Linked DNA regions of Homo sapiens: region 2 is linked to region 1. Evidence: chromatin contacts called from ENCODE Hi-C data. All regions are on one chromosome and are shown on one strand. Each heading gives the region's core, a stretch centred on a gene start or an enhancer-like site at or near the end of the contact. The rest is flanking DNA. Distances are from core to core; before and after follow the strand shown. Region 1 holds the start of DEPDC1-AS2 (DEPDC1 antisense RNA 2). Region 2 has its middle 76 kb from the start of CTH.

Region 1 (3,991 bases), core at 852-3,351:
TGGAAATCTTTTCTGATATATCAAAGGATATTCCTTCTGAAACTTAAAAATGAGGTGAGAAATTAGAAGGTATTTAACATTATTTCCCAAGCTGAAGCAGTGCTCAACATTTTATAAGAATTCAGTGTTTTTCTCAAAGACGTAGTATAGAGATTAGTATCCTTTCATTTTATCCTTGCCTTTCCCTCTCTCTTCTCATGTGAATACTATAAGATCTCTTAGATCTCATTAACATTAACATTTTAGGATTCTTTCTCTTCCGATGTTAATTCTCCCCCTAAATTCCAGATCTTCTTTCCCACTGATAAAACCTATGAAGGGCATAGGCATCTAGTATTCATATTTCTTTCAGTGTCTCAGACTTAGAATTAGACATGCCAAAATCATGTGGCTACTGGGCTTTCAGAGCTAAAAATTCTAAAACAGTGATAAGTCACTCAAAGATACATATCCATACCTTATAAATTGCTTTCCCAGGCTAATCCAAGCTATAATTATACAAAATACCAGTGAAAAAGGAGAGTATATATTATTACTGTTGGTATTATTTTAAAATTCAGGATAAAGAGCAAAATCAGGTAGGTACTCACATGTTTTAGGTTAACGCACATATACAAGACATCATAATATATAGTCTATATAACTCAAACTTAAAATCTAAAATATTAAAATAAGAAAGTAGATTCTAAATGTTATTAACAACCAGGAACAGCACATTAGAAAATGTTTACATGATTGAGAACTTGCTCATTCTCTTACCTGTTTTAGTTTTTTTCTTTTCTCCTTTAGAGGTAAACTCCTGTTTTTAATAATATTTTCTAAAAGTTCTGCAATTGCAGCTTGAGAGGTAGAAACTTTTTGCTCATCAAACTCCTGAGCACTAATCTGCTTACAGTATGAGTAAGTTGGCAAAGGAGCAAATAGTCCATCTCCAGGATTTTCAATCTGTAGTGATCAAAATGATATAACTCTGTTAATTCTGGTCATGTTCTTATATGATAAAGTATTCTTTTGATGGGATCTAGCACCTATTAATTTACCACCAATCAAACATTCAGCCATTAAAAAAACTATGTATTATGCAGTAGAGGTATGTAAGTCAGTAGGTTCTAAACCCCAGCTCCATAATCTACTTGGTTTGTAGCATTCAACAATGTATTTAACTTTTCTTGGTCTGTTTCTTCATCATTAAAATGGAAATTACATAAGAAAATGTATAGAAAGGGCTCAGCCCACAATAAGCATTAAATAAAGACAGGTATTATAATTATTACCATTAACTATGGATTTTATTCTTTTAACTATAAAATAACAATCTAAGTGTTATTCTAATTCATCTTAAGACTTTAATGTTCTGACAGTGCAGGTAGTAGATGATCAGCATATTTACTGAAATGAAATATTTTTAGTTTTCATGTATTTTTTTTTTTTTTGAGGCCTAGGGACATAGGCAGAGCTTCTAACATCTTCTGATAAGAGAAAGAAATTCTAGGAGATAGTTATAATTATAAGCCAGGGCAATATTAGAATGGTATGTATGGGAAAAACATAAACATGTGTTGGGCAGCCAAAGACAGAATACAGTAGATGTCTGTTATTTTGGCTGCTCAGTATTCCTTCTCTCCTTCTTTTAATAGTTCCTTCCCATTTTACCCCTCTACCTTCACCTTTTGTGAAGAATAAATTCTCCTTTGTGTAGAACCAATCAGAGTAAGGCCCTATCTCCATCCTACTCACTCTTAACAACCTAAACGATGCATATTTAACCTCAACTATGCTAAGAGTCTACATCCAGAGCTTTTAAATTGGAGACGGAGGAATGGCTCTTTTTCCTTTGAATTGCAAATGTAAGGCTCTAACTCATGAACTTCAACTAGCCACATTCCTCATCATGTGAAGGAGCCATTGTCAAACACAGGATCAACACAGAAATAAGAGATGGAGGGATGGAAAGAGTCATATAGCTATTTGAGTCCCAGATTCTGTCTACATTCCTGACTTTTAGAGGTTGTTTATGGGAGCTGATAAAGTCTCCCTTTTTGATTAAGCTATTTTGAGATGAGTTTGCCACTTGCAACTGACTATTGCAGAGAATTTTAAGACTCACAATACTTACATGTCCCTTTTTTAAGTAGTCAAGATGTTTTTCCACTGCAGTCTGTAAGTAAGAGGGTACTTGAAGAATTTCCTGATGATGATCCATTAAGAAAGAAACTAATCTTCCAGCAAGAAGCTCATCAAGATCCACTTCTTCAGCACAGCATAACACACATCGAGAAAAGGTATGTATCATCTAGAAAAATATTAAAAGATGTGAATTTAAAAAGCTAAGGTTGCATACAAACTAGAATATCGGTAATTTCCAGGTAGCATTATGTGAAGTATTGGGAAAAAGTGGTAAGCAGCCCTCAGTTTAAAAATGAGGACAACGATTTATACAGTTAGAAATGTAAGAATTTGATTATACATAAATCCTTTTTAAAGTTTTTCCATGGCTGAGCATGGTGGTTCATGCCTGTAATCTAAGCACTTTGGGAGGCTGAGGTGAGAGGCTCACTTGAGGCAAGGAGTTCGAAGCCAGCCTAGGCAACATAGTGAAACCCTATACCTATGAAGAAATAAAAAACTAGCCAGGCATGATGGTGCATGACTGTGGTTCCAGCTACTTGGGAGAGTGAGGCAGAAGGATTTTTTGAGCCCAGGAATTCCAGGGTGCAGTGAGCTATGATCACACCACTGTACTCTAGCCTGGGAAACAGAGCGTGATCCTGTGTAACCAGAAAAAAAAAAAAAAAGTATATCCTTAATGTAATTCCCAAGAATTATAAAAGGCTTTGGTTTTTCTACAATTTTGTCACAATTTTATCAGTAAACACCATAGGTTCTATTAATACCACATATATATGTTGCTTAAGCTTAAAGATTGTCAGAGAACAATAACTAATTACATTAAATGAATCCCACAGAAAAACACAAACCAGGAGAATGTGTAACATATAGAACACTTCTATTCATAAGTGGTTGCAAAGCTGATGCCATTTAGCTTTTGAAATGCTGGAAAATAGTTTTTAAAAATGTTTATTCTGTCAGTCTTTAGACAGCAATTTAAAACACACATTTTTCAATTCCATCTTATGGGATCTTCAAATCCTGGGATAAAATTGATTACTCTCACTTATTACTCTCGTTACTTTCACTTATATCTATGCAACCCTCTAACTGTACCACACACACACACACACACACACACACACACCCCTCATTCTAAAATACTTAGAAATCAGAATTGTTTTAAATATTTCACACATAGTAGATGATCAGAATATTTATAGAATTGATACATTTTTAGTTTTATTCCTACACATCACTCGGGGTTTCCTGTCTCCTTCCATGGCTCAGACCTCAGCCTTTTGCTCTTTCTTCACACTCTTAGCCTTGTAGAGCTCATCTACTCTCATAGCTTCAAGTACTATCCCTATGTAAATGACCAAATCAATTTGCATTCTCCCCTGATCTTTCTTCACCTGGCTCATATTTCCAACATTCTGTTGGACAAATTTCAATTTCTCTTGGAGGTCCTATGACTTCAAATCTTAAAAGTGCAAAACCAAAATTATCACCTTCCCAGTCATGTCTCTGAAAACATCTTCCTCTATAAACTTCCTAGCTTTTTAATAGTGCTATAATTACTCAAGAATAATTCTTCTTCTTTATATTAGGTCTGTCATTGTTAAAGAACTATCTTTAATAACGCGTGGAAGAAAGCATAACTCCGGATTCCTTGCTATAAGAACCTCTTGTAAATTGAAGTTGCATTTTGAGGAAGTGGTGACTTAAAAAAAAAGAAAGAGATTAAAGATACTATTTCAAGAGTTCATTTCCAATCAATTGTCTGCATATAAATGCCCTTATCCTCATTTTCACAAGGAGCCTAAGGCTGTTTGGCAATAGTGCTTCCCAACTTCTTGTCCACGATGACCTACTTTTCCAT
Region 2 (3,991 bases), core at 392-2,891, 2.0 Mb after region 1:
ATATCCTAATGTCTGGAAATTGTGAATATGTTATCTTACATGGTGAAAGGGACTTCGACTTTGTGGTTAAGGTTAAGAACCTTGAGACGGGGAGAGGCTGTGGTCAGAGAGTGATGTGATAGCAGAAGACAGAAGTAGGATCACAGAGGTATGACATTGCCGACTTAGAACAGAGTAAAAGTAAAAGTGGACATAAGCTGAGGAATGCAGGAGGCTCTAGAAACCAGAAGAGGCAAGAAAGTGGATTCTCCTCCAGAGCTTCAGAAAGGTATGCAGCACCTTGATTTTAGCCCGGTGAGACCATGTAAGACTGTGAACTTAAAGAACCTTATGATAATATATCTGTGTTTTTGAAGCTATTAAACTTGCAGTAATTTATTTCAGCAGTAACAAAAAACTAATATGAACAACATTTCAACCAGCAGGTGTTTGTGAGGATGGTGGTATGTCTGATGAAAAGATAAGAATGAGCAAAAATGGGCCGGGTGTGGTGGCTGATACCTGTAATCCCAGCGCTTTGGGAGGCCAAGACGAACGGATCACTTGAGTCTAGGAATTTGAGACCAGCCTGGGTGACATGGTGAAGCCCCATTTCTACAAAAAATATAAAAATTAGCCGGGCGTGGTCACACATGCCTGTAGTTCCAGCTACTTGGGAGACTGAGGTGGGAGGATTGCTTGAGCCCAGGTGGCAGAGGTTGCAGTGAGCTGAGATCACTCCACTAAACTGCAGTCTGGGCAACAGAATGATACCATGTGTCAAAAAGAAACAAACAAACAAACAAAAATGAGCAAAAATGGAGGCAGATTACATCACCAAGATAGTGGAATAGAAGGTAACCCTCTTATATCCTCCCAACAAGAAGAAATCTACACCAAGACATAGTTAAAAGTCACTCTATAAGAGCCTCAGTATTCAGGTAGATGCTTGTGAAACCCTGATGGAGTCCAAGACCTAGAAGGATCGTTTTGAGAGTCCAGACTGACAGTGCTGTCAAGCGGTTGATTCACCAAGTTTGCACCTGGGTTCAAGCCCAGAAGTGGCCTAGTCCTCCAAGGTGCTTGGCTCTAGTTCCATTTGGCTTTGAGCCTGCAACCAAAACCATCTGCCAAGGGGTCCAGAAGGAATTGAGCACACTAGTTCCTTGGCAGAAAGGTTAGTCTGCCTGCTGATATCAGTCTGGGCATGGAACCTGAAAGTTGCTGTATGGCTCTGGCCCAGCCTTCTTCAGCTGAGGTCCCAGCTCAGAGCTGCTTATAAAAGGGCCCAGAGGGATACTTACCCATCTCTTGCAGTCTGGTAGTCTGAGCCTCCCTGATGTGCTTGCCAACCTTGATCCCACAGCAGACCCTGAGCCAGTCCCAGCTCAGGGCCCTCCTTCTGCGATCAGGGAACTATCTCATCTGTGCAGGGAAGTCCTGGGAGACACACACACCTGCCTCTGAGTCACTGAGACTGGGCTGTCCAGCTTCTGCATCACAGCAGATCCTGAGGGAGCCCAGTTTTAGTTCTGGCCTCTCCTGCTGGAGTTTGGAAGCTATCCTGCCTGAACTGAGACCTGCTGGGAGACAAGCACCTTTCTGGCCCTGTGAGATGAGCTCTCCAGCCTCTGTCCAACAGGAGCTCCTGCCAAAACACAGTCTCAGCTCTGACCCCTCTTGCTGTAATCAGGGAACTATTCCATCTGTTCAGGGTTTTTCTGAGACACATGCACATTCTGAGCCAATGAGTCAGGGCTTTCCAGCCTCTATCCCACAACAGAACCTGAGGAGGCCAAGTTTCAGCTCTGGCCCCTCCAGCTGCAGTCAGGGAAATACTGCATCTGCAAAGTAACTTGCTGGGCAACACCCACCCCTCTGAGTTAAGATGGAGCTCTCTAGCCTCTGTCCCATAGCAGATCCCAAGGGGGCCTGGTCTCAGCTCTAGTCCTTCCTGCTGCAGCCAGGAACTATCTTGTTTGTGCAGGCACATGCTGAGAGATGCATACCTGTCTGAGTCAATGTGGAAGGCGTGCTATCCCTTCCACATTGGGGCCCAGTCTCATCTCCAGCCACTGCTGTTGTATTTGACGAATGACCCTAGTTGTGTAGGGACCTTTTGGGTGATGCATGCACATTACAGTCAATGAATTGGGCCTGCCAGCAGATCCCAAAGAGGCCCAGTTTCAACACCAGTCCCTCACGCTGCAGTCAGGACACATATTGACTGTGCAGAGGCATGCTGGGAGGTATACATGTCTGGGCCACCAGGGCAGTCTTCTGGACTCAAGACCTTGGCCAGAATTCCCATACAGCCCCAATACCCTCCTTGGGTCTTCCCTGGGTCTATCTGGGCCAGAAAGCCATGCCACCTTCTCATGAGACTCATAGCAAACCTGGGCTTAGAGCATCCTCTAGTGTTGAGATGGTTGCAATGGCCGCAGTCTCAAAAAACACAACAGTCAGTGATAAGGTTTCGCTGTTGCCTCCACTCAAAATCTCATCTTGAATTGTAATCCCCACAATCCCCATTATCCCTATAATCCTCACGTGTCAAGGGCGGGACCACGTGGAGGTAATTAGTTCATGGAGGCAGTTTCCTCCATGCTGTTCTCATGATAATTAGTGAGTCTCATGAGATCTGATGGTTTTATAAGTGCCTGGCATTTTCCCTACTTGCTCTTCTCCTTCCTGCTACCCTGTAAAGAGGTGCCTTCTGCCATGATTGTAGGTTTCCTGAGGCCTCTCCAGCCATGTGGAACTATGAGTCAATTAAACTTCTTTCCTTTATAAGTTACCCAGTCTTGGGCAGTTCTTCATAGCAGTATGAGAATGAACTAATACAGTCAGTATACTTAGAATCCCTGGAAGGCCTTTTGAAGGAGGACAGGCACAAACAAAGCCAGACTGCAATGACTAAAATAAACATCCAATCCCTGAATGCACAGACGTTGTCACAGATCCACAAGTATTAGGAACATTCAGGAAGATATGACCTCCCCAGAAAATAAGGTGCCAGAGACTGACTCTAGAGTGATAGAGATGTGTGATCTCTCAGACAAATAATTTAAAAAAGCTGTTTTTAGGAAGATCAATAAATTTCAAGAAAATAGAGATAATTCAGAAATTTATCAGAGATATTTAATAGGAAGATTGAAATAATAATAATTAAAAGTTTTCAAATCTGGAGAAAGATATAAATATCCAGGTACAAGAAGGTCAAAAGTCACCAATCAGATTAAACTCAAATAAGATTACCCTAAGACATATAACCAAACTCTCAAGGGTCAAAGACAAAAAGATGATTCTGAAAGCAGTAAGAGAAAAGAAGCAAATAACATGTAAGGAAGATCCAATACACTTGGCGACAGGCTTCCCAGCAGAAATCTTATAGGCTGGGATGAAGCGAAATATATTCAGAGTGCTAAAAGAAAAAAAAACCCTGTCAACCAAGAGCACTGTACCTAGCAAAACTATCCTTCAGAAATGAAGAGGAACAAATGAAACAAAACCTGAGGGAATTTATTGCTATCAGAATTGTCCTAAAAGAACCACTAAAGGGAGTTCTTCAATCTGAGCGGAAAGGATGCTAACGTGATTGTTGTACTAATGTTGAAATCATAGTGTTTCAACTATGGATATCTTTAGTAAAAAGACTAAAAGAATAAGAAAACTATTAAAAATAATAATGGCCAGGTGCGGTAGCCCATACCTGTAATCCCAGTACTTTGGGAGGCCGCGGTGGCCAAATCACTTGAGGTCAGGAGTTTGAGACCAACCTGGCCAACATAGTGAAACCCATCTCTACTAAAAATACAAAAATTAGCCAGGCGTGGTGGTGTGTGCCTGTAATCCCAGCTATTTGGGAAGCCGAGGCATGAGTATCGCTTGAAACCAGGAGGTAAAGGTTGCAGTGAGCCGAGATCATGCCACTGCACTCCATCCTGAGTGACAGAGCGAGACCCCATCTCAAAAAACAAAAACAAAAAAACTAAAACAATCAGTTAAGAGA

Evidence for each region. A loop is a pair of places that touch in the nucleus more often than their neighbours do. Pooled maps may share reads with other maps.
Region 2: a map of K562 shows a loop between it and region 1 (6-fold over the local background). The contact joins the enhancer-like site here to the promoter of DEPDC1-AS2 in region 1. A Hi-C loop is called at or near these places in 2 of 168 maps with a recorded cell type or tissue (A673 and K562) and 2 of 50 pooled maps.

The regions. Positions count from the first base shown.
Region 1 is chr1:68,477,028-68,481,018 of GRCh38, forward strand. It overlaps DEPDC1-AS2 (DEPDC1 antisense RNA 2), which reads left to right and starts at 2,102. Exons shown (of 2, transcript NR_198991.1): 1 at 2,102-2,282. It overlaps DEPDC1 (DEP domain containing 1), which reads right to left. Exons shown (of 12, transcript NM_001114120.3): 10 at 2,117-2,293; 11 at 760-945; 12 at 1-42.
Region 2 is chr1:70,485,687-70,489,677 of GRCh38, forward strand. No RefSeq gene overlaps it. Among named protein-coding and RNA genes, the nearest start is that of CTH, 76 kb to the left of the region's middle. Within about 2 kb of position 1,642, at least 5 of the 41 ENCODE cell types and tissues checked have a DNase peak (open chromatin) inside an H3K27ac peak, as active enhancers do.